2 separate regions of the Homo sapiens genome follow, and region 2 is linked to region 1. A link is an interaction called in ENCODE POLR2A ChIA-PET data of the cell type or tissue named here. Cell type or tissue: PC-3. All regions are shown on one strand. Links, peaks and the distances in the headings refer to the core of each region. The heading gives the core; the rest is flanking DNA.

The links. Peaks named below come from ENCODE experiments on the same cell type or tissue, not always from the same donor. Only the 100,000 strongest peaks of a DNase experiment are listed, where the experiment ranks them.
Region 2: POLR2A ChIA-PET joins it to region 1 with 9 read pairs; 2 of 35 experiments call an interaction of 5 or more read pairs at or near these places.

Annotation. Positions count from the first base shown.
Region 1 is chr10:52,624,348-52,640,401 of GRCh38, reverse strand. The region is part of intron 1 of LOC105378305 (a long non-coding RNA gene); the gene reads left to right. Among named protein-coding and RNA genes, the nearest start is that of MBL2, 140 kb to the left of the region's middle. In PC-3, for the core only: no CTCF peak of the experiment used is centred there; a DNase peak (open chromatin) is centred at 7,541; H3K27ac peaks cover 1,438 bases.
Region 2 is chr10:52,693,757-52,709,810 of GRCh38, reverse strand. All of the region lies in intron 1 of LOC105378305 (a long non-coding RNA gene), which reads left to right. Among named protein-coding and RNA genes, the nearest start is that of MBL2, 71 kb to the left of the region's middle. In PC-3, for the core only: no CTCF peak of the experiment used is centred there; a DNase peak (open chromatin) is centred at 6,170; H3K4me3 peaks cover 1,032 bases; H3K27ac peaks cover 1,331 bases.

The DNA of each region.
Region 1 (16,054 bases), core at 5,083-10,082:
TAAACTCAATACTGCATATGAAATATTTAAAAAGTCAAAGATTTGGATCCCTGGCATCATATAAAGTCTTTGAACATCTACCTGAAAAATGTTTATATAGAACAGATTCACAGAATTCCTTCTTATACAAACAGCCCACATCCATGTTACATACCCATTCTCCCCTAGAATTCATTGGTGAGGCTTGCACAAGTCAGGAGGAGGAAAGAAAAAGGATGAATGAAAGGAAGAAATATTGTTTTGTTTTGCTTTGTTTTTTATACTATCATAATACTGAAAATACCTCTGGACTTAATTTGGGCAAGGAAATTATTTTGGGGCTAGTCGGTAAGTCGAATATTTATCTGGAGTATGTAATCGCCCATATTTTTATTTTTATATTTTATTCTTGGCACAGTTAGCACCTTGCCAGCATCTCTTGATACAGTCACAGAGTAAGCACTTTCATAATCTCATTTTTGCAATTACTATCTCTCCTTCCTAGGTAAGTGGTTTAAAAAAAATGCATGCTGTGCATTTGTGGACTCTGTGTCTCTCTCATGGGCTAATTGGTTTACATGCAGTTTTTGTGGTTAGCCACTTAACTCTGAAGCTGTTTTTTACCTCATGATTCATGACATCCTTTTCACTATATCAGGTTTTGGAGCAATTGTTCTAGTGTGGTTGAGCATGCAATTATCTTCTCATCATTTCTGTTTTTGTCCCTCATCCTCACCCTTTTGAATTCTTGCTAAAGATAAAAGAAGGAGTTCAAAATTAATGTAAAAATGGTATCTGCAATATAGGCTAAAAGTAGAAATGCCTGGAAATTCAAATATCAACCATTTTGGCTATTCTGGGAACTCTAAGATATCATGTAAATGTGATGATGTGGAGAATTGCAGTATAATTTTGATGGTTACTTTTTAAAAAAATTTCTTTTCAGATGTCAGGGTCATTGTGAAAGAACATAAAAATCTGCATATCCAAATGCAATGTTGATATCAAGTCAGCCACTATTTTTTATTAATACACACACACAGTTTTCAATTTTCTGCTGGGTGCTATGGATGATATAATATCAACAGAGGATGAGGATTGTGACAAGAGAGTATGAGGGCCAAGCACGTGAGTCTGTCCCTAACTGCTCTGGAGGATTCCAGTTTCTGCCCCTTATTTTCTCAAAAATGTCTGCTTCGTATGATTGCAGGGAGGATGAAATAGTTTTGTGTAGCACATAGACAGCACCTTCAACAAAGAAAGCTCACAACTAGGTAGCTGTTATCTTATTACAAAGCAATCCATTGGCAAAGGCTGACCTGCGTGGGCTGGATTATAAAAGCATAGATATTTGGAAATAGAAAGGCTTTTGAGAGCCGTGATCATCAAGAAAGCTTTTATGGCCTTTGGGATAGACTTTAACTGAAGAAAGTAGAAACTGGTACGAAGGGGAATGAGAACAAATCTAGAAGGTAATTTATCTAGAGAAACTAAAGAAACTTATTTGATAAGGAAGGATGGTTAGTGCGGTGAGTAATGGGATATGGGATGGCAAAAAATGAAGATGGAAAATGGAGGGAGTTAAATTTTGTGTATTTGCCAATGTAGTTATAAAATATAAATTTAGGGACTCTTTAGAAAGGGGAAATCTGTCCCTTTCCTTCCTAAGGCAGTCCCAATGTATTTGAACTAGAGACTCAAGATCATTGATCTAAAATCATTCCTAATGATTTTGCTTGTTTATATCTGGATAACTGTGAGGTTACCTTAACAATCAGCTTGCTAAGATGAAGAATATTTCAAGAGAATAATATTTAGCTATTTTAGAACACTGGCCTTAAAAATAAAAGGAAAAGATGTTCTGAGGTGTAAGGAAGAGAGATATAGAAAAAATGGGATGCTGAGGGTTTTTTTTTTGTTTGTTTTTCTTTTTTTTTTTCTTTTGAAATGGAGTCTCGCTCTTGTCGTCCAGGCTGGAGTGCAATGGTGCAATCTCAGCTCACTGCAACCTCCACCTCCCAGGTTCAAGTGATTCTCCTGCCTCAGCCTACTGAGTGGCTGGGATTACAGGCATCTGCCACCATGCTCAGCTAATATTTATATTTTTAGTACAGATGGGGTTTCACCATGTTGGTCAGGCTAGTCTCGAACTCCTGACCTCAGGTGATCCACCCACCTCAGCATCCCAAAGTGTTGGGATTACAGGCATGAGCCCATAGTGCCCGGCTGATGCTGAGTATTTATAGGGACATATGGATCGTCATGGCGGTGGAACCTAAAACAGAATGTGAGATCTAAAATAACGAAGTCTGTTTGTGCTATCTTTGCAGGGCTTTCTTTGTTCCTAATGTCTCACTCTCTTTTCAAGTTCAATTTTTCTTAAAAATATATACATACCCTTATTCTCTCAAAATCTTAAAAAGATTGAAATAACCTCTGCATATATCTTTTAATTTTGTGTACAAATCAGAGTCTGTGAAAGAGATAGCACCCAGTACCTTCTGGCCGTTTTGGCACTGCCTGGCCAAAAGTTGATTCACTGCTTACAGAAGGTTAGACCAGTAGCTGCCTGGAAGTCTCCCCACTGCTTCAACAGCATACTTCACTAAATGACTGGCTAGACAGGCTGGTTTTTCATTGAAGTACCAGCTATGTATACATCATTCTTTTCCTTCCTGAAACAGAGAAACTCTTGTGTAAACATGGGCCAAGTCCAAAGTCCATGTGAGGGGTGTCTCCTGTTATTCAGACATCCATTACCTGGATAGTGTAGCCAAGTAGTTCTGGAAAACCATCCTACCCTCAGTACTGTATTTATGTCTGTTCTTTCCAGAGTAGATCAATGCACAACAAATGGCAAGTGGTTTAATAACAGAATGCAATTCTAAAAATAATAAACAGCTTACCTGCTCAAAACTCTCTTACCAACTGACATGAAAAGGATCTGAAACTTATGTCCACTTCTAAATGAAGGCATTGACTTTAGAAATCTGAAAAGATGCATGTGTTATTTATGAGTGTAACACAATCACCCATAAGTACTTTGGCAGGATGAAACCCTAAAATAATGGGATCTCGGACAGGTTAGTTTTGTTCAGAGAGATTGAAGCAGGGGATGTCTAGGGTGTGATGAACTATTCAGGGACTCTGGGATGGAATCACAGTGCACTACAATCTCTCAGAAAGAAGAAGTCCTATGAAACCATTTGGATGGGAAAACAATGTTCATTGTAGCAGTATTCACAATAATTAAGACATGGATTCAACCTAAATGCCCATTAATGACAAATTGAATAAAGAAAATGTGGTACACATACACCATGGAATACTATACAGCCATGAAAAAGAACAAGATCATGTCTTTTGCAGGAATAGAGGATGTTATCCTCAGCAGACTAATACATGAACAGAAAACTAAATACCACATGTTCTCACTCCTAAGTGGGAGCTAAATGATGAGAACTTATGAACACAAAGAAGGAAACAAGAGACACTGAGGTCTAGTTGAAGGTGGAGGGTGTTGTAGAGGTTATTACATCACCCAGGTATTAAGCCCAGTACCTAATAGTTATCAACAAACCCCTGTGACATGAGTTTACCTATGTAACAAACCTTCACGTGCACCTCCAAACCTAAAATAAAAGTTAAAAAAGGAGAGTTGTGTGTAGAATATATTTATAAAATATTTTGTCCATTTCCAAGCTAGTACTTTTGTATAAATTAAACTAATTTTGTACTGCTCTATTAAGATGGATAAACACCAAATTTTATAAAATTTTAGTCAAGAATATACTTGAATAAAATGCTATGAAGACTATTGGCAATATATCCAAAGTATTTTTAGGTTTTAAAATAACAACGCACAGATCTGGGAAAATTAGTCTGATAATGCCTATCCTCAGAAATACTTTTAGCCTTTAGAAAAAGATATGTGTTTAGCTGGATAAGGTAACATGATTGAGGTCATTATATGATTCTACAAAAAGTTATAATAGACTATTTCATCAATAACAAATACAGGTTTTCTTCATTTCTTTAAATATTTAATTATTGTTCTAAAAAATGGGTAGTATAGGAAACAGGAGGATATTGAATTTTGTGTATTTGCCAATGTAGTTATAAAATCTTTAATATAAATTTAGAAATTATTTAGAAAGGAAAAAATCCATCTCAACATGAAATATCCAGTTTTTCTTTGTGTCTATCTAAACATAAATGAGTGTAGTTTTACTTTATATTCAGAAGAAAACACTTTTTTTGATGGATTTCTCCAAAAGAGAATATACAAAAGAATTTTATAAGTTTTAAAAGTTTACCAACAAACTATTTAGTGTTCAAACCTTGGCAGTCTCAAATAAAATAAAAAGATTTATGTTTATTTAAGCCATTGCAGGACAGAAAGACATAACGTGAATATAAAAAATTAACCAAAAAGCAAGTTAAACAACATTAAACATTTCAGAATAACAATGTTGCCAAATCATATTTCACTGAGAGTTCTAAACCACAGTCATTGACTTTGCCTACTTCAGGGTATGAAATATTTTTATGGATGCCAATCCACCCTCATGGCTAACCACATCACTTAGTACTTTTAGATGTTGGATCAAATGAGGCAGAGGAAGAAGACATTGAGATCACTCATCATAAATCCCTAGTTTTCAGAAGGACATTTGTTTGAAAAACAAAGGGAGGTGTGAAAGTGTAGCTCCAACCCTTCAGAATCCATTGGTGGAACTTGTCAGAATTTCAAAAGAACTGTTTGATTTCCAAAGCTGATGTTCCAAAACCAGACCAAGTTGGATATACTTTTAAAAAATCCAAAGAAAGCACATGCAAATTAGAGGTTACCCAATGTTACAAACTTAGCCAAAAACTTGCTGTAGGTTACATAATTTGTGTCTTGTGTTTTTGTCTACCAAGTGCTGAAAAACGCTCTGGAACACCTCTTTTTTTCTCTTTATGGTAACTTTAAAAGAAGTTTTTCTGGGGGAACATGGTATAGTTTATAATCAGCATTACATCTTGTATTTTAAGACTGATTGGTAACATTCGAAGTACTGGCCGTGGCACCCAATTGCTAGAGTATATACTGTGGAAGTTTGTAGAAAACAAGTATTCTTGGAATCTCGTGGGTAGTCTGTGAAATCTATTAAATTATATTGCTCACTTTTTAATAGATATTAAATCCTCTTGTAACATGTCCTTTGCAGAGACATGGATGAAGCTGGAAACCATCATTCTCAGCAAACAGTTACAAGGACAGAAAACCAAACACTGCACGTTCTCACTCATAAGTGGGAGTTGAACAATGAGAACACATGGACAGAGGGAGGGCAACATCACACACCAGGGCCTGTTGGGGAGTGGTGGTTGGGGGAGGGAGAGCATTAGGAGAAATACCTAATGTAAATGACGAGTTGATGGGTGCAGCAAACCAACATGGCACATGTATACCTATATAACAAACCTGCACGTTGTGCACATGTACTCTAGAACTTAAAGTATAAAAAAATAGATATTAAGTGATAGATTGGCCTTTACTTCTTATAATGCACTTGTAATAGAGAATTATAGGTCATATATATGTAACTTGACAAAATGACAAAATAGCTATTGTAGGGATCAAAACTAAAAGCTGAGTGCATCCCTCCCCAAATTCTCTGGTGCACTTTCAACTATTGTAGAACATTCCTATAAAGGTTTATTTTTAATAGTGGGGGGAGGGGGAATACTGTACAGATATCTGAATAGAATTTATGTAATAAATCCTTCAGGTCATGAGTAACTTTCTTTAGAGTCATATAACTATTAACTTTTAGAGTTAGAAAGGATATTAATGATAACTTAACCCAATCACTATATTTTAATACATGATATAGCTGAAGTCCAAAGATATGATGAACTTATCCAAAATCAAAATATTATTAAATAAAAATAATATTCATAACCATTATTGCAATAAACCTTTAATTGCTTTAAAAAAGTCTATTATTGCTCCAAATGTGTCCAATGAATTAACTTATATAATCTTTTCAACATTTTTATAAGGATGAGTACAAATATTGTCCCCACTTTTTTTTTTGAGACAGGGCCTCACTCTGTCACCAGACTAGAGTGCAGTGGCATGATTGTGGCTCATTGTAGCCTCAACCTCCCAGGCTCAAGTGATTCTCCCACTTGAGCCTCCCAAGTAGCTGGGACTACAGGTGTGTGCCACCACGCATGGCTAATTTTTGCATTTTTTTGTAGAGATGGGGTTTCACCATGTTCCCCAGGCTGGTCTCAAACTCCTGATCTCAAGTGATCCACCTGCTTCCACCTCGGCCTCCCAAAGTGCTGGGATTACAGGCATGCAACACCATGCCCAACCTGTCCTGTTTTATAGATGGGAAAACTGAAATGCAGAGAAGTCAAGTAATATGCTAATTAGTGGCAAAGATAAGGTTCATTTTTAGGTCAATGATTCAAAAGAACACTTCTGATATTTATATTATATTGAAGATTAGTTCATTACATTCATGAAGATTTAATTGAATCTGAGTTACTTACATAACACAGAGGGGAGAGTGCCCTAAATAATGACAAACAACTGACCTTAAATCAATAATTTTATTTAAGAAGGCATTGTAAATATCACTTTTGCAGATTCAGTTTTCTAAAGATTTTCAATTAAGAAATATATTTGAGTAAATATGCTGTAAGCGTGGTACAATTCTTGGCAATGGAGATACAAAGATGATAATTTTTCTCAAAGTCAAAGTCAGTTTGAATTCCTATCTAGTGATCATGTGGAAGGAAGAGATAACATTGAGAAGTTGAGAGAAAAAAATGACAAACATAGAGATGACACTGTATTTATTTATATACTGATAGGACAAATATTAAGAAATACTTATATTTTCTATTTCATATTGTCGCAAGTAAGGTGATCCGACTTTTGAGATAACAGCTTAATTTATGTTTTTTCCAAGCTGTATTAGCTTATTCAGAAAAAATACTTCCTCTTTTTAAAAGTTTGAGAAAACATATTCAATTCAATGCAAAATACTGCTGCTTGACATATATAATTTTTGTGTATCTTGAATCAGTATGCCTCATAGAGTATATATTTAGATGTAATACTTTAATCAATTTTATTGATGGAAAGATACTGATTTTAACTTCAGTGATATTTACTACCCTTTGGCTTGGCTTCATTTTACAGGAGATTCCAGTCAACTTTAATTTGTGCTATTTTAACATTTTACTACAGCTCTCACCCCTCCTGAGAAAGAATTTATTCCTCCTTCAAAATTTATGGGATTCCTTTATAACTTCTTTCTAAAAGAAAAATAAGTCAGGTTGTAATTAATTCCCTTACAGATAGTTTATGAAATTAGTGCTGACTCTGTCCCTTCCTTTGCTATGGTTTGTGAGGCCTTAAAATGTAATTTAAGAGGTGAGATTATAAGTACTTCCTTGTTCAGGAAAAAGCAAGAGGAAGAAAACTCGTCTCAGGAAATATAAAAGCCTTAAAAGAATGATTATTTTGTAGGCATTGTGAGGAGAGGGTGAATCATGTGTGAATTGTGTTCTTTCAAAACAGACTGTGGCAGTTTGTTAGGTTATAAATTCAAATGTGGCCTCACAAACGCAAGTCAATTTAAATCATGAGGAATCTTCACAGAGCACCATTTAGTCCATACTGGCTGTTACCAGGAGACCATTAAGCCACAAGGCACCTTCTCAGCAGGATCCCACAGATCAGCATTACTGGGATTGGAATTCTTCATTAGTAAAAAGAAGACACGAAGTAGTATAATGGAAAAAACTGAGCTTTCTGGCAGAGAGCCTTCTGTTATGTGACCTTGTGGCCGTGTTATATCATCTCATCCAACCTGCAGTTTTCTCACTGAAAAACACCTACCTTCCAGAACTTCTGTATCATAATGTGTTTGCTTTCTTCTATATCTCAGATCTGTCCCTGGTCTTCCAAAACCTATGTGGGTCTTTGAGAAAGCCTCAGTCTGGGCTTCACCTCTGTCATTTGTAAAAATTGAGAATATAGATTAAATAATTTAAGGATACCTTCCAAGTCACAATTCTCTAGGAAACTTGTGAAAGTGCATGGCAAAAATGGATGGTGAAATTAATATACGACCAAAAATAGGTAAGATATTAAAGATAATGAAAAGAATCTTACTTGATTTTTTTTACTCATATTTCAGCTTTGAAACCAAATAAGCTACCTAAGTTGTCACAATTTTCTTTTACTGATTTCAAAGATCTCCATGCAATGAAAGTCTGGGGGTGGGAGTGGGGGCGGATGGGCAGGACATAATTTGACCTGAGGATAATAAAAACAGAGTATTTGAATCTGGTCATCATATGGCATTTAAGACAGCCACCACTTCCATCCTTCCCAAAGCAGACCTGGTTAACCAATTTTAACACTCTCAGTCCAGACTTGGGTTTAGCATTAAAACATATTGATCACTATGCTAACTATTTAACCCATTTAACCTCATTATCCTTTAAGATAATTACATTCAATTTCATTGAGTAGCCTGAGGCTCAGATGGGAAAAACTTTTGGCCAACAACAACCACTGGCAGGCAGTGTAGCCAGCATTCTTGCCTAATTCTTTCCACCTCCAAGGCCTGTGCTCTTGAAGACTGCACTGTATTGCCTTTCCTCATAGTAAGAATAAGAGGATTTGAAAGATGAATTCAAATTGAGCCTCAATGTTATTTCATTCATTTCATTCCAAATGTTTATTGTGCTTCTGCAATTTGCCAGGCACTGTTCTCAATGTAGGTGATATATCAGTCAATAAAGCAGAACAAAATCTAGTATGTATACTTATGGGAACACAAATAACAAACAAGATCAGTAAATGCAATTTAAGGTATATTAGTCTTTGTCTATGCTACAGAGAAAAAAAAAAGTAAGGAAAGTCAGGGTGGCAGACTATGAATTAGTGGGCAGGGAAGTTCTCATGAAAAGGTCATATTTGAGTGGACAAGACTTGAGGGAAGGAAAGAAATTGGGAGAAAAGTATTGCAGGCAGAGGGAGAACAAGTGCATAAACACTTAGGAGGGAAATCTGGCACAGTGTCTCAGGGTACTGAAGTGGAGAGATCAAGTGATAGATAGAATAACAGGAAATAAATCTAGAGACAAGACGGGCTAAGAGACCAGACTGAGAACCCTGTGGGGCATAAAAAGGACTTTGCTTGTATTTTTTGAGCAAGATCGGAAAGAATTGGAAGGCTTTGACAAAGGAGGGCATGATTTGGTACTGCGTATTGACTAGCATTATGAAAATGTTGACTATTTCTTTGATGAAACAGAATTATAAATATATATTACAACTTAAGTCCACTTAATGTACATAATGTGATACATAATGTACATAATGTGTGCTGTTATGGCCTGAATTGTGTCTCCCTAGATTCATATGTTGAAGTACTAAGCCCCAGAACCTCAGAATGTGACTATTTGAAATTAAGGTCCTTAATGAGGTTTTTGAATTAAAATGGGGCCCTTAGGGTGGGCCGTAATCCAATCTGACTGGTGTCTTTATAAGAAAAGATTAGAAAATTCAAAGAGACACCAGGATTGCACACACAGAGGAAAGATCATGTGAGGGCACAGTGGGAAGGCGGCTGGTTGCAAGCCAAGGAGAGAGGCATCAGAAGAAGAAACCAACCTTGCCCAACACCTTGATCTTGGACTTGCCTCCAGTACTCTGAGCAAATAAATTTATATTGTTTAAGTCACCCAGTCTGCGATATTTGGTTATATCAGTCCTAGCAAACTATTACGTATGCCTCAGTAAACCATGTAGTCAAATGCATGTTTCCTTCTTATGGGGAATGAACACACTCAAACTACAACAATGATGATAAAAGTGCTTTTGCTTCCTATTCTTCCCACTATAAACATAAATATTCTTAACATTTACAACATTTGCGATTTATAAAACTATTTTACATGCATTACTTCACTGAATCATTACAACAACATTGTATTTTTTCTTAGTGAATGAATAGAACAAAAAGGAAGCTTTAGGAAGAAGAAATATCTTCCTCAAGATAAGTAACTGGTTAGAAACCAAAGCAGTAGAAGAAGAAGGAATGGAGTTAGATGGTGTCTAAAATAATCTCATAGATGACTTACTCATTGTAAAGCTGAAAATGTGTCTGTAAAGTGGAGAGATCCCCACTTGGTAACTACCTTAACCAAAGGATAAAATGGTGGTAAAACCTGAAGTTGTGTCAGTCCTGATGCAATGCAATATGAAACACTTAAAATACAAGGAATAAAATACCACCTATGATGTGTTCTTGTCACAAATGTTAATTCCGAATCTAAGCAAGCCTTTATATCTACAGCTTCATTTATGGGAAATACAAGAGATTGGGCAACATGTTAAACTATGCAATGAGGAAGCAATAAAACAAATTCAGAATATGAAACATTTTATGAGAAAATTGGTCTGGACTTTTCAAAAAGTGAGTATCATGATAGAGATGTGTGTGTAGAGAAAACTATTCTCTAAAAGATCCCAAAGAGATGCAACATCTCACACAATGTATGAACCTAAATTGAATTATTTGGGGATAAAAAGGATCTAGAAAACACATCCTTGGCATAAGTGGCAAAATTTGAATATGGATTCAATATTAGATAATAGCAAGGGATTTTTAATTTGTTATCTTGTTAATAGTATTATAGTTATATAACAGAATGTCCTTATTTTCAAGAATTTAAGTGTGAAAGCATCATGACTGCAATTAATTCTCAAATATTTCAGAAAAAATATGTGTACTTATACAGAGAAATATATAAAATAAATATAGCAGTATGTTAATTTTTCAATCTACATGACATGTATACCATGTTCTTTGTACTTGTGTTTGAATTTTTCTGTTTATTTGGAAATTTTAATAGTAAAAACTTGAGATTACGAAAGGAAAAAACAACATTGTACATCGAATGTGCTCAAAGAAAGTAGACACTGGTACAAAGGATGAAATGGTGATTCAAAGAGATAGACAAAGAGAGGCTGCTAAATATCTTGCTAGGATTGGCCCTTATTAAATTAGAGACTAACTGAACTGATTTTGAAATCTCTTTTTCTTACTTATAAATGTTCACAAAATAAACTAAATAAAAGCTTCCCCAAATCTTTCAGAATTTTAAACTGCCTCATGTTCCTCTCTACTTCTTTGATAAGGTAGAAGATATGAGCTTATGAAATTAAATTAAACTATAACCTTTTTTTATATTTCTCAAACAACCTAATTTGTGTTTCAGAGTTTCCCTTCCTTCATTTTCTCCCCTAGTTGCATGTATATTTCAGGAGCTCTTGAAATAACAATCAGCTCTTAGAGTCTGTGCTAGTTAGTTTCAGGCAGTTATAACAAAATACCATAAACTGGGTAGCTCATAAGCAACAGAAGTTTATTTCTCATAGTTCTGGAGGCTGTGACGTCCCAGATCAAGGCGTCAACAGATTTAGTGTCTGATGAGGGCCACTTTCTCATAGTTGGGACCTTTTTGCTGGGTCCTCACATGATGAAAGGGGCTATCTCTTGTGAGCTTCTTTTATAAGGGCACTCATCCCATTCATGAGGGCTCCACCTTCATGACCTCATCACTTCTTTAAGGCCCCACCTCTTAATATTGTTGCATTGGGGATTAAGATTCAACATGTGAATTTTAACACAAGCATTCAGATCATAGCAGTCAGAAGGGTAGGATCTGGCCTTTTTTACTCCATGCTCCACTGAAATGTACATAACCCCAACTTGTTCTTGGCTCCCTGTTCACACTAGTTGCTATTTTGACATCACTCACCCTTGTTCCTAGGCCTTCCCTTGGTCAGATCTCTTTCAATTATTTCTTTGTTCTTCTTCAGGGCATGGAAAACATGCAGATGCTCTACGCCATGTTCTAGGGCCTCTGGAAATACACTGGGGCTAAATAAAGCCATGTTCCCACAGAAATCACCTCTTAATGTGTAACCTACAGCATGAGCACAATTTGGGTTGAAGTCAGAACTCTGAGATGTTGCTACCTTGCTTGCATAAGACTCAGATCCTCAATGTATGAATTTGTTTATTTCTCCCTTCCCACTTCCAGGTTGCTGATCTATGTGAAATGCAGCACATAGATCCCTTTCTTTCAGTGACAGGCTGCTATCTAAACTCTCTTACTCTTCTTCTCTCTTCTTTTCAACTATCCCTCGGTTGATAAAGCTTTATTTAGCTTTATCTATCTAGTTTTAAAGGTAAAACATATTCACTCTTAATGCATAGGGTATCCTCCCAAATCTTTTGTCATGTCCCAAGAAATAAATATTTAGTCTTTGTTCTGTTGATTCTCTGGGTAATCACTTCTCTGAGGTTAAGTGTATGTCTCAGCTGCTGTTTAAATTACATGAAGAGAAACAAGGTAAGAATATAGGAATACTAAACTGTTTGTTTTACATATGAATATGTTATCCGCTACATTTATAAAAACACTGACATGTAGTTATTCATAATTCCACCAGAAGACCATCTTCCCATGTCTTATAATTTGGTATACATTAGTTCCCTCCAATCATTTTTGACAATAAAGTGTCTTAAATTAACTCAGACTTTTGTGTGCCAAAAAAATGAATACTCTAAAAGAGGGCAAGCCAACATAAATAAAATGTGAACCATAAATGTAATTTTTAATTTTCCAGTAGCCACATTAAAAAAAAGATGTAATTTATCTTATCTAGCCCTATATGTCTGAAATATTATCATTTCAATATGTAATCAATATTTTAAAAATATGTTTTATATTTCTTTTTCCATAATAAATCTTTGAAACTTGGTGTGCATTTTATACTTACCATCAATTTGAGCTAGCCACATTCCATATGCTAAATTTGGGCTAGCCACATTCCATATGCTAAATACAGTAGCAACTGTATTGGACAGTGTTGCTGTAACAAAACATCAGAACCTTTAAAACTGAGAACACATTGAGAAGTTGCTGTCTACAATCCAGAAAGAAAGCCTTCATCAGAACCATACTATTCTGGCACCTTCAGTCTGACTTCCAGCCTTCAGAGCTGTGAGAAAGAAAGTTCTGTTGTTTATGAGCCACCTAGTCTATAGCATTTTGTTATAGTAGCCCAAACTAAGACATTCTGCATGTCTCCAAAAATGACACCCACCCCTTCTTCTCCCAGTTCCATCTTGTACCTCTGGCTGATAAAGAGCATCAACATAATCTGTCTTGAATCTGGGGGAAAACTGAGGGTCTTACCTGAAAAAAATGGATGGATTTGCTGTAATGCCTTGCTTTATTGATAGCTTCAAGGCACAAAAGAAGAACTTCAATCACTATGAGAAGAACATCCAATCACTAAAACAATCATTATTGTTTTGTTATATAACTTTTGCAGACATTGAAAGTGGATGGTAAAGAGCCATTTAGGACAGCTCCAAAAGTCCTTGCCCTGGGTTACTAAGGAGCAGCATCATCTATAAGAATAAATAAAACAAAATCTGAGTAGGGTTACAGATGGCAATACCTTCTGTTTTAGAGATCTTTAGTTTGAGGTTTTTTTGGGACTCCCAAGTAGAGATGTTCAGTGGCTCGTCTGATCCATGTATCTGTTTCTCCAAAGACAGAAACTTGGGCTTTAGATATGGATTTCAGAGTCATGGTTCACAGGTGAAGCTATGGCTATCAATTTCAAAAAATACAAGATTTTTCTAAGCTAAAACAAAAACATAATTTCTTCCCCAGGTTTAAAATTTTCATAGAATTGTGGAACTTCCTGAAGGAGATAGCTGAGAGATCATCTGTTTCGTCCTGCTGATTTTTTTTAAAGCAGAGAGTACTTATCAATATTACTATAGTTACATATTAACATGGGCTTTTAATTTTCTGAAGAAACTCAAAACAATGCAATTGTGCATTATGTGAATAAATGTCCTCATATAGATGTATTTGTGTGGTAGCAAAGATTCTATAATGTTTGTACTCTGTGATCAAAGGAGTGGCTTTTACCCTCTGATCCCAGTATCATTCTTTATGGTTTGGGAACTTGGCAATTAAGACCATAGATTATTTTCTTGGTATCCATCAGTTTGATAAATCTTAGACAGCTACATGAGTTCTTTAAAGGAAATAATAAATCTAATAAATATACCTTGGTAACCATTTCAGTCTATATTTATGCCTTGAAATCTAAAGCTTTCATTAAGCTTTCTCAAGTGTTCTTGTAGAGAGTTAGAACGTAGCTTCAAATGATATTTTCTAAGTTTTATGTGATTCCTTACTGAGAAAGAGTCAAACTTTCTTTTTTCTTTTACTGAATGAGATTAGATAACACCCACTTTAGGAAACAGAATGTTTCATTCTTACGGGTTTTAATTTTTTTTTAATCCTATTATTTCTTTATAACTCCCTGGGCAATTTAACCAGGTTTGTTAGGGTAAGTATGCTCAAGTAAAATGAAATTAAAACTTCTCCAATTGGTTATTACCTCAATTCACAGGAAAATACTTCTCACCTACTTAAAGCAATTTTTCCACTAATAAAAATTAATTTTCTATACCACTTTAAGCCATGAAGCTTTTGGTGCAAATTTATAATTTTTATATTTGACATAACAGGTATAGGAAATTTATGAAGTGCTGGGTTTTAAAAACTGTGAATGATTGTACAATATATTTTATAACACTGATCAGATAAGATGGTTATATACAAATTACTGAAGAATCTGCAGGTTTTAGAAAGGACCAAATTAAACTGATTGTTCCTCGTGTAATTGTCAGTTCCGTAGCTGTTTGATGGCTAAGCAAGCACTTTAGTTACAACATGATTGAGTTTGTGGTACTATGTAGACATGCTCTATTTATGGAGGTAACCTGATAATCAAATATCAGGGACAAAAGAAGAGATCACTATAGCTATTCAGGAATATACAAATCGATAGATGCTGTAGGACAAGGGATATTTGTAAAGCACAAATCCCAGAACTTTATGGAAGTCATTATGTTGAGAAGAACTTTAAGGTAGATGAAATTTGGGATAAATTATTCAGGGTTGTAGAGGACCATGCTTTTGGATTTTTGTCACAAGTTATTAAGAATTCACCCTGATTACCAGTGTCCTAGTTACTTGGTATCTTACTTAGTGCCTATAATTCTGCTGTGTTCATTCATTCAAAAGTATTTATTATGTACCTCAGACATGAAAGAAACATACTATTGGAGTATCAGGAAAGCATATATAGATAGCCTTTAATGTGTATTTCTATACGTAGGGTCTCTACTACATTAAAATTAGCTAGATCATGTTTTCTTAGGTACTTTGCTTTCTTTTTGAATGCCACAACTTTCATTTGAACTTTTCTGTTTGCTAGGCTTTCCTTCAGTTTTCATAAATTAACCCTGATTCTGCCCTCCAAAACCAGTGCAGTTGCGTGTCTTCAGGAACCATAAGTCGAAATAAAGAAATCTAATTTTCAAAATATCTTCAGCCTCTTCTTTTTTTTCCCTACCTACTGCTTTCTTCCAGGAAGTGTTTCTCATCATCTGATCAACAATGACCCTATATATTTACAAAGTATAACTATAATTATTTATTATTGATAAGTCATATTATGAATAAACAATTTTAAAATGCATAAACCTAAAAACATAATTTTTCAAGGTAGAGACTGTAACACACATTTCTGTATTTGTGAGTGTGTGATATACAGATATTTTTACTGTCATTAGCTAGTCCCTATGAATCAAATGGTGAAAATATCATAAGTATTAGTACACCTTTAATTCAGTAAGAAAAATAAACTATATTCAGTTTTGAAGGTTCTGTTTTATTAGAATCAAACTGTCCAAACACCTCATATTTTAGCATTTTTGTTTTTTATTACACATATCACCTTCTATGTTTATTTTTTCTTTTAAAAATCTTTCAATAGAATATATATACGTGCCTCATTTTCCTTCTGAGAGCAAAAAGTGTAATCATAGGTAGTAACTGCCCATCATTACTTAATGAAGAAGATTGATATAATACAAAACCACCATAA
Region 2 (16,054 bases), core at 5,703-10,702, 69 kb before region 1:
CAGGTGGGTCACCTGAGGCCAGGAGTTCAAGACCAGCCTGGCCAATGTGGTGAAACTCCATCTCTACTAAAAATGTAAAAATTAGCTGGGTGTGGCAGCAGGCACCTGTAATCCCAGTTACTGGGGAGGCTGAGGCAGGAGAATTGCTTCAATCTGGGAGGTGGAGACTGCAGTGAGCCAAGATCGCACCATTTCACTCCAGCCTGGGCAACAAGAGCAAAACTTTATCTAAAAAAATAGAAGGAAGAAGAAGAAGGAGAAGGAGAAGGAGAAGGAGAAGAAGAAGAAGAAGAAACCAGGGAGGAATGGGCACTGGGACATGTAGGGCCCCACAGACCATTGAAAGGACATTGGCTCCTACTCTGAGACAAAAGAGAATCATTACAGGGTTCAGAGGCAGAGAACCAACATAATCGCAATTACAGTTTAAAAGACTCACTCTGGCAAGACCAGAAGCAGGGAGATCTGTCAGGATCTCCTGCAGTAATCCTAGCTAGAGACAATGGTGGCCTGGACCAGCATGAGGACTTGGAGGTAGTATACAATTGCTTTGTAGATTTTTGAAGAAATACTAAAACATATACGTATGAAAATATAATAAAATTACGAATTCTATGAAAAAATAAATAGTTTTATTTTGCTGTGGACAAGATGCCTAGCAATGAGCCTCCAAAACTGATTTCTAATTCTAGGTCTAATTAGCTGTGCAAAATTAAAGTCTCTACATTTCATTTAAATACCAGTTAAATGAGGATATTTTTTTCTTTTAGGGGGTCCCTAAATTTCCTTTTTAGCTTTGAGAGTTGCAGAACAGGTTATTATTCTGAGTGAGCCAAAATTAACTTTAGTCAGATTAAATGCCATTAGGCAACTCTAATTTTTTATTCTTTCATTTATTCCTTCAATATTCACTTATAGCATGTTAAATAACAATGTATGAATTATTTAGAAGTAAGGTGAGGAAAATACACAGAAAATATCTTCCTTCTTTTCACAGAACTATTAGTCTTTAAAGGTGCCCTGTTTTGAATAGAGAATTGTCTTTCTTCTTTTTTGTTGATATGTCATAAAATTATCATTTCTTTCTGGTTTGCTACTTCCATTTACAGTATTAAATATTTCTCAAAACACTGTGGTCAGTGTGAACCAGTAATGAAAGATTTAGCTGCTAAATAAAAAGGTTTTATGGTAACTAGAAGAATGTATAAAGCAATAATTTTATAATATATGACTTAGTCATGCACTCATTTCTCATGCGTCAGCTTCTAAACGTTCTGACAGTTTTCTCCATTATGTGAGATCTGTTCAATTGAAAAAGTTAATGACTGACTCAAACATAAGTAAAACTGGTCATCATTCCACAGCTATCTATTGAATGCTTATTATGGACCAGACACAGTTTTAAGCAATAAGGAAACTATACAGGTTTGTGGTCCCTGCTCTTAAGAATCTCACTGTGTGACCAGGAAGACAACACAAAATACATATCAACATAATGCATTCGATTAAGAGCTACTATGAGAGACAATGTAATTAATGAAAGTGAGCTCCATTACCTAGGTGTAACAGCATGCCATCTATGTAACCTTTCTAAGCCCCAAGATCTTCACCTGAAGATAAAAATATAGGAATTATTTTAAAGATTAAGAGTATTATGTACATGACCCATAATAAATGTTCAATAGGCACCACTTACTGTTATTATTGTTATGAAAATTATATTATTAGTGTAATAGAAGTTTAAGACTCAAAATTACCAAAAGCACAGAGGCAAGAACTCTGCCCTCTTAAATGTCTTAGACATTATGTTATCATCAGCAACAAAGCCTCAAGGAAGCAGCGTGGAATGGGAGTAAGAGCATAGGGTTGAGAATGAAGTAAAGCAGAGTTCAAATCTCAGACTTGTCATAGGTTGTGTGACTTTGGCCACTTACTAAAGTTGTCTGAACCTTAGTTTTTTTCTGTACAAATGGAGACAACCTACCTTGCAGTGCTTGGGAGAATATCTAGGAAGATAACAAATATCTACAGTGCTTAGCACAGGGCTTAGTATATGAAGGGTTTTCCATAAAAGGTGGTGTAAAGGATTATTATTAGTATAGTCATGAGTTGCATAATGCATTTTAATCAGTGACAGACTACACATACAGCAGTGGTCCCAGAAGATCGTAATACCATATTTTACTGTACCTTTTCTGATTTATATTTAAATACACAAATACAAGGCATTGTATTACAATTGCCTGCAGCATTCAGTATAGTAACATGCTATACAGTTTTTAGCCTAGAAGCAATAGGCTATACCATATCGCCTACCTGTGTAGTAGGCTATACCATCTAGGTTTGTGTAAGTATACTCTATGTCATTTGCACAACATCACCTAACAACACATTTCTCAGAATGTATCCTCATCCTTAAGCGGCAACCCATGATTGTATTATGAAAAGCAAAGCATGAATAAGGACATCAACGTTCTAATTTAAGTGATAATTCTTTCACTTGTAGGTATTACACCTTGAATCAGTTATTAAGTCTCTTTACAGGCTCGTTTGTTTTTAAAGTCTCCATTCTTATTCAACTTCAGTAGCACTGAGAGTCTTACTATAGGCCTTGCTTAACTTAGGAAGGAAAGGACACTTTTAAGAAGAAAATGGGCAGAACAAACTCCCTGCATCTTCTCCATTATCGGCATAGACGACTTCTTTTGAAAATATCATATAGAGTTTTACCTTTTTCATTTTAAAGCTGGAAGTCATAAATCTTATCATCTGCCTCCATGTTAAAATACCAGCATTGTCACAGTGCCACCATCCTGGGAGGGAGGGTCCCTTGGGTTATTGCAAAACTAGAGGGTTATGATGTACAGTTTAAGCTAATGAAGGTAGGCTTCCAGTCAGGATGTGGAGTCACTCCCTGCGGTGAGGCCGTTAAATAGCCAGGAATGAGACATGTCTATAATTAGAGAAGCATTAGGCGTTAGTGATCCCAGTGACCAGGGAGCCTGTGCCCAATGGCCTAGTCAGACTGGCTGGCTACCCACCCAAAGCTATTTCCTCCATCATTCAAAGTCAGAAGCAATGTAATGAGGGGTGGACTAACAAATTCCATGAGCTGAAACTATCCATTCAAAAAAATAAATAAGGTTTCTGAAAAATAGGCTTGAGCATTTCATATGCTTAGAGAAAAACAAAAGCAAAAACAAAAGCATGGTATCCACTAAAGCAGCAGATTGAGAAAAATGTACCTCAGAACTATGAGTAGCAAACCACAGACTATTATCACATCATTGTTCTGAATCATTTCTATGGTCTGAAAATAAAAGCCAAGAAAACTGCAACAAGTCATTACGTTTCTCTGGAATATATATTTATTTAAAATGCAGTAAGTGTTCCTTGTCAGGGATCCCAGTATAATCAGCAAGGCTTATAGGCCTAGAATATTTTGAAAATGTGGGCTGTGAGAAAGGTGGCAGAAATGCTAGTCTACCTTCATTGTTTCACAGATGAGGGAATCAAAGCTGAGGAGAAATAGAAGGAAAATTAATGTAACCATATCTATTAATTAAAATGCATTGCGTGGTGGCTGACGCCTGTAATCCCTACTCTTTGGGAGGCTGATGCAGGTGGATCACTTGAGGCCAGGAGTTCGTGACCAGCCTGGCCAACGTGGTGAAACCCTATCTCTACTAAAAATACAAAAATTAGCCAGGAGTGGTGGCCTGCACCTGTACTCTCGGCTACTCAGGAGGCTGAGGTGGGAGAATCGTTTGAACTTGGGAGGAGGAGGTTGCAGTGAGCCAAGATCATGCCACTGCACTCCAGCCTGGGCAATAGAGTGAGACCCTGTATCAAAAAAAAAAAAAAAAAAAAAGCATTACGTGCTTTTTAAAACTTCACTCAATTTTCATTTTTGGCCTTATTTAATCTTCAGTCCAATCTAATGAAACAGTGATTATTACTTAACATTGTATTCCCAAGAAAACTAAGTAACAGAGGGGATGAGTAAATTTGAAGTGCCGTGTTTGAAACCATTTGCCTCCAGGTGCTGTTTTCCTTATAACGACATATTCCATGCCTTGTCTAATATCTCATCACTACCAATATCGTTAGAAACAATAATAGGATCTAGATTCTATTTTATCAGGCCTTGTATTCCTTTTAGCAGGTGATGCCGCAGACCTACAAGTTCTGAATACATTTATGTGCATTCATTTGCTTGTAGTTGTGAAAATTCAGACATTAAAAAAGAAAATTCCCTGAAAGAATTGAGTTTATCTCAAACCTGTCCACTGAATACTCTAGTAATATACCTATTGATTCATTCATACATTTTATCTGTTTTGTTTATTGCTTTATCTCTATTGCCTAGAACAGTACCTGGAACATAGCAGGTCTTTACTAAATTTTTGTTAAAATGAATGAGTTTATGATGTTTCTGCAACGTCCTGCTACACACTGCTCCAGGGGCTAGGGCAATGGTGAAGAAATACAAGGTTCTTGCAATATTAACCATTTTTTTTTTTCTTTTTTCTTTGAGATGGAGTCTCGCTCTGTCACCCAGGCTGGAGTGCAGTGGCGTGATCTCAGCTCACTGCAAGCTCCACCTCCCGGGTTCATGCCATTCTCCTGCCTCAGCCTCCTGAGTAGCTGGGACTACAGGTGCCCACCACCACGCCCGGCTAATTTTTTTGTATTTTTTTAGTAGAGACGGGGTTTCACCGTGTTAGCCAGGATGGTCTTGATCTCCTGACCTCGTGATCTGCCCGCCTCGGCCTCCCAAAGTTCTGGGATTACAGGCGTGAGCCACCACACCCTGCCTTTGTATTAGCTGTTTTAAGGCCCTGGACTAAAGTATTTTTAATGACTTCAGTTTAAATTTACATGTACCAGTGCTGAAAACTATAGAGGAGAGTGCATATAGTCCATAGCAGAAAGTACTTAGAGTTTGATAAAGAGATGAAAGAGAAAGAAGGAGAGCAAAGACTTCAACTAGTCTACCAAATATTTCTCAGATGTCCACTCATTTATTCTTAATATGTTCACTGAGTCCAATGAGACACACAATATGTGTTCTCTGATTTCTTGCAAATCACTTCTTAATTACTAAAGACTAGTGGTTTCTATATTTATCAATATTGTCCTCTATGTCCTTGATGTATTATCACTATTGTTCATAATTTTAAAATTAATTTAGATTTATAACTAACCAGAGTTTACCTAGATGAGCTGCACACACAAAAAAATTATTTTCAAGATCTATTATAATGTGGGGGCTATCCACACAAATAAAGTAAATTGGAGAATTGTTCAACTTATGACTTTGGCAACTATAGCCAGACAAGCCAGGTAACTCAGGCTAATTATTTGTACAGCTTTTTGCTAAATCTAAGTGTGCATTTAACAGAATAATCCACATCAAATTCCTCTTTTCTCCAGAGGAGCATAGCCTTTTCCCATTTATTTTTATGTTTTCAGTTGTTGCTTGTAACTATGACCTCATGTTCCTGTTGATTCAATTCCAAAAGTCCTGCTTCATTAGATTACAAAAAAAAAAAAAAAAGCACCTTCAAATATTTAGACTAACGCATCCTGTGTATTACCAGTCTGGTTGTCAATTATGGTGAATTTCATATGAGGAAACAGTGATCAGCCGTAAAACCACAGAAAATGGAGTCCCCCACCCCCAGTCTCTCTTTAAATGGGTGGAGTTTCCTTGGGGCAGTCTTAATGGCCTTGTCAGCCCGTCTTCCTAATCACTGATGCTTGCTGATACAGCGCACCAAATCACAATTTATTTCACAGTCTTGTTCTATCAGAAAGAAAGAACTTTTGATTTACTGCTAATTAGAATAGGCATGTTTCCCCAGAAACAGGCAAGTTTGAGGGATGATGTAACCAAAACCAGGTTTTTGTGATAAGTCAGAAAGATTTAATGTGATAGAAAAGGCATTATTTTCTCTGTGAAATACACAATATCGTTTCTGTATCAGACGGGAAAGACTGAAAATACTGAAGTCAGTTTTCTTACATTTGAAAGACAGACAGGAAATTTTTTCAGAATGCTAAATCAATCCAGAAGGTATGTATAAAAAATTGTCGGTTTCTGACTCATTGACAAACAGATAGTAAATAAACAGGTATAGAATTTCTATCACTATTCAGAAAGTGTGTTTGCCTGTTTGGCTGGGAATTGAATCAGAAATTACAAGTTAGTTACAAATAGTGATTCATTTGAGAAAAAGGAAAAAAAAAAGTCATAAAATGTGAATTGTGTAGTTCCCAAACATAAGCATTTTGGTATGGACCACAAAGAGAGCAACTCAACAACCTTGCAACTGTCTAAGTATAAAAGGCAAAAATTCTGTGGTTAAAAAATGCTTTCAGTCATTGTATTTATATCACTCAAAATTCCCAAGGTTACAGGTTGCTGTTTTTAGATATCCTCAATTTCAGTGCTACCAATTTTATCTGAAGATTTGGTTTATTTGGGGGCCAGGGGGTAGTTTGGGGAGAGGATATTATATTCCAATAGTTTTACTCAGAAAACAAATGCAAGTATGTCTGAAGCTCACTCTAATATACATTAGAGGAATGGTGCAGTAGTGTTTCAAAAATCTGTATCTATTGGTATTATAGGCTCAAGGAAAAAATCCCCTGTGTATTTTGAGAAATGACAGTGAAATGTATATTTCTCACAAACACATCAATAAATTCCCCAGTAAATAAAGTGAACTTGGACTGGTCCAACTAATAGACCAGCCTTGAGACCCAGGGCAATTATGAAAATTGTACCTGAAGCCCTCAAAATTCTGCTTTACTTTTTAAAAACTGAATCTATTCCAGAGTATACCACTCAGGGGCCTTTAATTAATTCAGTCTGTAAGATTTAATAGTCAGGTCTCAAGCCTGTATTCCACAATGTATCCATTTGCAAAAGGCTACTGAGCATTTACTTTGTTCAGAATCCTTTTATATAAGTATATGACATAGCCTCTGGAAGTTAAAAAAAAAAAAAAAAACTATGTGACTATAAGCTTTGTTTGCTTGTTTTGGTTTCCTGCTTTAAAAATACTGAACTAAACAGCCACACAGTATAGCTAGTCATTAAGCTATATACACATATATAATTATATATATATTTTTTTATTTACTGAAAAAGCCTATTTTAATATAAAATACATATATTTTATTTACTAAAAACTATTTTATTATAAAATACGTCTTTTTTAATTACTGAAAGAGGCTATTTTTAATAGATTAGAAGACAGTTGAGATTTGTTTCAATACAGACAGAAAACAATTTTTATTTAGGGCTACCTTTTCTCTGAGAGAATACATGTAACATGCAGAAGTATATAACTTGCTAAATAAGATGGAAAAAATCTCTGACATTGAGATTTTCTAGTCTCAAACTTTTCCACCAAAATACCCATAATTGGTACCTAGAATAGAAGAAGCTTCTGCTCCTGAAGTGTCTGATTGTTTAGCCTAAAACCAGACACTCAAAATTTAATGTTTTTGAAGGCTCATATTTTTAAAACTGTGTATGGATTTTACATACTATTCAAATATTATTTTTGTTTTTTCTTATTTTCCACCAACTAATGGAGTAAAATTGATAGTCAATGAAGATGCACCAACATGATGGGCCTTCTGGCCTAGAATAAAATAAAATAGCTCTTAAAAGTATGTACATCCCAATTGTAAAGCAACTCATTAAAGGGAGTACCCTTAGACTAGTATAACTTTTTTTTCATAAAAAGTATGTACTTTATTAAACTAAGACTATTTTTACAGCATTTATGAAGGAAAAAATAGTAGTTTGGACTGGCTTTTTTAAGATCAACCCCAGGCTAGAAACTGAAGGGCTCCAAGTTGTAACTAAACCCACACTTGTTATATGACCTTGAACAAGCCAAGCAGGCTGTGGCCATGATTATGTATACAAACCGCCTACATGGGGTGTCAAGAGAAGGTCAGTGTGTTTACTCCAGCTGTTTTTGTTATACATGCGGAATGCCACACAGTTGTTCTGGGTATGGCAGTCAGAGTGGATGCCAGCACAACTGTAATGAATAGACTGCCAGAAACAGGCTGATTATATAGACTAAATGCAGAGTCAAAACAATTAAGAGAATGAATCAAGTAAACCAACATCTTTGTACAAAGATTGTGTAGTCTGAATGAACTATACTATTGATCAGATAATCAAAGTAATTGTTAAAAATCTCAATATAGATTATCTTACATATACGACATTCCTGGCAACTAACACGTATTTTTAAAATTAAAACAATACATGATAGCAAAGTCTAGAACACAGGACTCCATTAATAAACTTCAAGTTTTCAACAAATTCATATTCAAAAGGAAATGAAATTTTAAAAAGCCAGAAGACCTTAAAAATTATTGTAAAGAAATAGCCATGTGTTGGCAAAATCTGGTTTGTAGTAATGTATAATTTTCATGTAAGATCTGAATTTTTAAAGGAAAAGTATACAAACTTATTCATGTATTTACTTAGGATGATAAATTAATTTATCTTATTTACTTTGTTTCATCCTATATTTCAATACATTTTAGTTTGGCCCAAAAACATGATGCAAGTCAAAAATTCCTGTGGAAAACCAGTTTATTAAATCCAGAAATTTTAATCACACCTAATGATAATTACTGCACACAGCTATTGACCCTTTTTAAAGTCCTGAGGTCTGAGATTAAATCTTCATAATGTCAAATAAATAGTAGGATTGGTAGGATTACCTGGCTCAATGAAGGAAAATAATTCAGTCAAAATAATTTATTTGTAATTTCATTTTTCTGTTGTAGTAATATCATAAAATCCTGATTGAGATATATGGGAACTATGAAAATTTATACTGACATACATTATTCAAACTGGAAGATACTTTAATGAAATCTAATATAAACAAAATATAAAATTAGTAAGTGAAAATTCTTAGGAAAATACATAAGGTCATATAGTATTCATCTTTATTAACATAATCTTAAAATTTTTTCTTTCTCACTATAGTATTAAAAGGATGTATATCTGGATTTTTTGAATAACTTTTTTCAAAGTTAATATTTCTAGTGAATATTAGAGATAATTAGAACCTTGGTTTTTCATATTCTTTTTTCACCCTTTATCATTATTGTAAATTTTATAGGAATGATTTTTATTGTATATACTTAAGGCATACAATATGTTTTGATATACATATAGCTAGTGAAATGATTACTATAGTTAAGCATATTAACATATCCATTACCTAACACAGTCACGTATTATGGTTTATATGTGTGAGCATGTGTTAATAGCACCTAAAATCTATTCTTTTAGCAAATTTTTAATATACAATATTATTTAATATTCTTTATACATTATTTAAAAATGTAGACTAAGGGTAGTATATATATTAATACATAATATTATTATTATATATATGTGTATATGTAACTATATTGTGTATTACATATACATAGGATGGTCATACAATTTATCATAAAACCAGGACCCTTTCAATGATGATGGATGCTATTTTACATTGCAACATCAAGCATAAACTGGGTTTGTCTTGAGCTAACAGATACTTGTTTATCTTAGAAACAATCATAGTAACTTCATTCATAGACACTAAGGGAGGGAGTTATTAGCTTGCTTCATAATCACAAAATACGTCATATTTCACAACCTAAAATAGAATCAGTGTTCTGTATCTGCATGGGTTCTGCATCTGCAGACTCAACCAATTTTTTGAAATAATACAACAATAAAATAATACAAATAAAAAAGCAATACAGTACAACAACTATTTACATAATATTTATATGGTATTATGTATTTTAAGTAACCTAAAGATTATTTAAAGTGTACAGTAGAATATGAGTAAGTTATATGCAAATATTATGCCTTATTTTATGAGACTTGAGCATTTCACGATTTTGGTATTTGCAAGGGGTTCTGAAATTGATCCCCTGTGGATTCAAAGGGAAGACTATACACTATCAGCCTTATCTCATTAACAGGACAGAGTGTATCCCAGGCATCAAATGTGAGGTAGATGTATACATGTGATGTGATTGGATTTAGAGGACATAGAGCAATTTGAGTTAATGAAATTAAAGTTGAGAGTCTAAGAATAGGGAAAGACCAAGAGAAGTAAACTGATTCATAACAGCTTTGTTAAATTTTTAAATCATAGGACAGAGTTCTTGGAACAATTTTTAACAGAAGTTTCCACTAAAATAGAATTAAAACCATAAATTAATTCTATAGAATCAATTATGGTTATCTAAATCTACTACTTTTCAATAGATTTGGATTCATGTCTTAGCATAATGTATATTTTTCATTTTCTAAATGACAAACTGGAACTTTTTTATTAGATTATGAATCTTATCAGAAAAATTCTACAAAGTAATTTTACTTATTATTTATATGACACCTTAACCCCAACATTGTCATGATTACTATATTTGTCAAAAGGGTAACAAGAATAAAAATTTTCTCACTTCTTCTCTCATTTAACAAATATTCATCACAGTGATTCTCAGACAGCAGAAATAAGAATCACCTGGAGAGCTTGTCAAAACAGACTGTGGGTGCCCATCCCCAGAGTTTCAAATTTAGTAGGACTGTGGCAGAGCCCAAGAATTGACATTTCTAACACATTTCTTAAAAGCTTCCAGGTTATTCTGAAGTTTCTGGGTACCACACTTTGTGAACCAGCAATATATCGAACATGCATTATTTGCCAAGTGCTATATGCTGGAAGTACAGCAGCAAACAGCAAAACAGACACAAATTCCTCCTCTCATGGACTTTATGTAGTGAAGGGAGATAGATAATAAATATATAGTTAAAATATACACCATGTAAGACAATGATAAGTACTGTGAAGAAAAGCAAAACAGGAAAAGGGACATATGATGAAGCAGTGAGAGTTATATGATGAAGAAGATGAAGCCTTACTCAGAAGAGAAAATTTAAAGACCTTAAATAGCTGGAGTTTGAGTCAAAGATATCTGGAGGAACAGTAAGTTCAAATGCCCTAAGCCTGGAGAACACCTGCCAAGTTTAAAGAACATAAGGAAGATCAGGATGGCTGAATGGATAGGAAGAGTGGAAGAAAACAAGACAGAGGCAATGGGAGAACCAGCTTAGATGAGGCTTTAGAGGCCATTGAGAGGTGTTTGGCTTTTATTGTGAGAGACGGGGAATCCATGGGTGAATTTTTAGCAGAGAAAGGGCATTAGCTGATCTGCATTTTTAAAGAAACTTCAGGGTTACTAGGCTGATAGTAAGAGACTTGAGTTCAAGAAATACGTGTAGACTGAATATATAAATTTGTGTACCATCAACATATTGATGTTATGTAAAGCTGTGAAATTTACGAGCTCCCCAGAGGAATGAGTGTGACTTGAGAAGAGAAATTGTCCAAGAACTGGCCCTGGGGAAACTGAACTTTAAAGGTCATGATAAAATAAGATATCAGCAAAAAGCTGTGAAGGAGCAGCCATAAAGTAAGATGAAAATCAGCAGAGAGTGGCAATCTGGAAGCCAAATGAAGAAAGTGGGTCACTGGGAAGGTGTTCATCAGCTGCTGATAGATGGAGTATGATGAGTAATGAAAATTAAGTTTTCACATAAACAACATGGATGACAATGGTGGTGTTGACAAGAGCTGTTTCAGCGAAGTAGTGGAGATGAAAAGCTCAGCTGGGGTGCTTCCATGTGAGGATGGGAGAAGAGCTGTTAGAGAGAGAGTGAGCACACGCAACTCATTTGAGGGGTTTTACTTTTGAAGAAAGAAAACATGTGGGTGACAGCTGGAGTAGAATGTGAGACCAGAAGAGGGTTTTTGCTTTTCTAAGATGAGAGAAAGTATTGAAACTGTTGAGACTGATGGTTAATATTAACGTAGAAAAATTGAAGATGCAGAGAAACAATGGATAATACTAGAGTAATATACTTCAGGAAGAGGGAAGGGCTGTGACCTGCCCAGGCAGGCTTGAGGTTATATTGAAAAATGGACTGTTCATCCATGGTACTATGAAGGATGGCAGAGTATATGGGTACAGATTCAGACGAATGTGTAAATGAGGTGGTGAGTGTAAGGTCATCAACCTAGAAAGAGAATAACAAAGAGGTGTCTGAGATCTAAGGGGAGATGGGGATGTTTAAATATTTCCCAATTAAGAAAGAGAAAGGGAAAGAGAGAGTGGGTGACCTGAGAAATGTAGTAGGATTGCTAGTAGTACTAATGCAATCAATCTGATATTTTAAAATCATTATTTTACTTAAAATCCTCTGGGGTTTTTTCCAAGTATTTGTAGAGCTACTAACCAGAGCAATATGAAGATCCTAAGGTCTCCCTTATTCAAAATTTGCACAAAAAATTAAATTCATTTGTTGGACCTGTCAATGAATCTACTCAAACATAAATGTACTAAGCTGGATTTCAGGATAATTTGGGCTAAAATATGCTAGTGCATTCTTGCCTTTTGAAATGTAACATAATGAAGTGCTAAATATACTATTATTACAGTGTTCCAGCTGACAGAGAGACAATGACCACAACAAGAAATCCAGAAGTTCCAGGACATAAAATAGAATTATGCTCTTCTATCTCATGGAAGAATTCTATATTTCACATTCAATGTTGTGTTATATAAATCAATTACAGTTATAGAATACATTTCTATTCATTAGAAACTAGCAAAATCTCATTTATTTAAAAAAATTCTTCTCAAATGTCACCTCCCCTATGAAGCCTTCCCTGGCCACAGCCTAAAAAGAATTACTGTTTCCCCCTCTGAGAGAGTACTGTATATGTACATACCACCTATATTACCATCATTACTCAATATTGTGATTAGTTATTTATTTGTATAATTTCTTATTAAGGATGAGCTCCTTAAGGACAGGGACAGTGTCTTATATATTATCGTGTAGTGCGGCATGCTGTGCTTAGGAAATGTCTAGTAAATATTTCTTGAACTTAATGTTTTCTGGAGGCAACAAATTTTGTTACAAATTTAAAATCATATTGTGTATTTTGATCATATATGTTATAAATTAAGATAATTTATCAAAAGCTAAAAATATGTTTAATTTAGAACTGATATGAAAAATAAGAAAAGGTATAAAAATATTTTAAAATCTCTTACAATCCCACCCTTGGTATAACCCCTTTCACTACTTTAATTTACTTCTTTCCAGTTCTATTTTTAAATATAAACTTTCTTTTTTGATTTGAAATTATTTTATATAGCTTTATGTCATGCTTTTTCTTTAAAGAATATAAATATATTTATAAATAACTATTTCCTGCATTGTTACATAATCTTTAAGAATATACTATTTATTTATTTATTTATTTATTTATTTATTTAGAGATCTAGTCTCACTCTGTCACCCAGGCTGGAATGCAGTGCTACGATCTGGGCTCACTGTAACCTCCACCTCCTGGGTTCAAGCGATTCCGGTGCCTCTGCCTTCCAAGTAGTTGGGACTATAAGTGTGCACCACCACGCCCGGCTAATTTTTTTATGTTTAGTACAGACGGGGTTTCACCATTGTTGTCCAGGCTGGTCTTGAACTGCTGACCTCAAGTGATCCGCCCGCCTCGGCTTCCCAAAGTGCTGGGATTACAGGTGTGAACCACTGCGCTCGGCCAAGAATATACTTTCTAATGGCTGCATAATATTGTTATTCCTCTTTTGGAATTTAACTATCCCTTATTTATACATTTATATTATTCTGACTTGGGAGATAATGTAACAATGAACACCTTTGTATAAAAATATTTACTCTTATCCCTATTATTTCAACAGGATAAATGCACTTAGGATTTGACACATTCATAACCAGTGACTCAAATATTCAAGGCTTATTCTAGGAGGGTCAGAGTCATAGAATGTTACCCAAAGTTTCTAAAATTTTTTGTCCACAGAACATACTGAATCTGGGCTGGGTATGGTGGCTCACAACTGTAATCCCAGCACTTTGGGAGGCCGAGGTAGGCAGATCACTTGAGGTCAGGAGTTCAAGACCATCCCGGCCAACATGGTGGAACTCCGTCTCAACTAAAAATACAAAAATTAGCCAGGCGTGGTGGCGTGTACCTATAATCCCAGCTACTCGGGAGGCTGAAGCAGGAGAATCAATTGAACCCAGGAGGTGGAGGTTGCAGTGAGCCAAGATGTCACCATCGCACTCCAGCCTAGGTAACCGAGTGAGACGCCATCTCAAAAAAAAAAAAAAAAACAAAACCCATATGTCGATCCTTGGAGAACTATGTCTAACTACTTCCCAGTAGAGATGAGAAAAACATCCCATAATATTAAAAAATAAAAACAAAAAAATACTCTCATTATGTCCACACAAAATCTATATTAGAATTAGTTATTTCACAATAAAGAATGTTATGGGTAAGTTTACCATTTATGATGGTCCTGGGTAAGAGGAAAATGGAGGTCCCTCTACCAAGTCAACTCTGCTTTTGAGGAGGCCCAAGATCATCTCAGTGCCAAAGCATGGCTTTCTTTTTTTTTGAGACAGAGTCTCTCTCTGTCACCCAGGCTGGAGTGTAGTGGTGCGATCTCGGCGCACTGCAACCTCCGACTCCCTGGTTCAAGCGATTCTCCTGCCTCAGCCTTCTGAGTAGCTGGGACTACAGGTGCCCGCCACCACACCTAGCTAATTTTTGTATTTTTAGTAGAGACAGGGTTTCACCATGTTGGCCAGGATGGTCTTGATCTCCTGACCACATGATCCACCTTCCTTGGCATCCCAAAGTGCTGGGATTACAGGCGTGAGTCACCGGGCCGGGCCAAAGTGGGGCTTTTTAATGAACAAGACCAAAACAGGAGCCACTCTTGTCAGTGTATAAGCATGGTACTGTTTATAAAACTTCAGAGGAAAGAGAAACCACTGTGGTTAACTGCTATCTGAGAAAGCTTCATAGAAGAGGTGAACTGGGCATTGAAAAATAACCAAAAAATTATAGTTTATAAAGGAAGAGAAAATGGTCATATTATCTGTGCTAGGCAGAATAATTCCCCACTCCACCTCCCAGTGATCATGCCTTAACCTTCAGAATCTGTGAATATGTTACCTTTCAAGGCAAAGGTAAATTAGGGAGCAGATGGAATAAATTGATGCTAAATAGCTAATGTGAAAATAGAGAGATTATTTTGGATAGTCTGTGTGAACCCAGTGTAATCAAAAGGTCCTTGAATGTGGAAGGGTGAGGCAGAATAGTCAGAGTGCTGCAACGTGAGGAAGACTCAATCAGCCATTTCTGGATTTGAAGCTAGAAGGGGCCACGAGCTTAAAAATGCAGGCAGGCTCTGGAAGCTGGATTCAGATTATCCTGTTGGGCCTCCAGGAGGAGAGCAGTCCTGCCAACACCTTGATGTTAACACAGTGAGGCATAAGTCAACTTGTAGCCTCCAGGACTGTAAGATAATACATTTGTGATGTTTTAAGCTACAGAATTTTTGGAAATTTATTACAGCAACAATAAAAAATAATACAACATTCATGAAGAACAGAGCTGTACTACAAAGACACAAAATGAGAATGCACTGAGACAGGAGAGAAACATAAAGATTGGAGATTCATGCTAATGAATAGTGGGAGACAAGTTAAGGAAGGCAGATTATGGCTAGAGGGGAGGAAATTATGAATGTCTTTCAAAATAATTTGAATTTCATCCTGTACATGATAGAGAGCATTTGAGCAGGATAGTGACATAATAAAAAGAATACATTTTAGCAAAATTAATCTGGTGATATTATGCAAAGCAGATTGAATGGAGAGAAAGCAGTTTAGGTTTCATAATAATCCAAGAATGAAGTGATGTGAGTCTGGACTATGCTGTCAGCTTAAATGGAAATGGAAGCTCAGGCACGAGGAAGGTTTAAAGGAAAATCCATTTTCATATTTTTTCCTGTATCTAGATCATTTTATGGAATTACTCGAATTCCAAATTGTCAATTGAGTGCTGATGACATAGATAAATTATGAGAACTCAAGTAGTCCAGT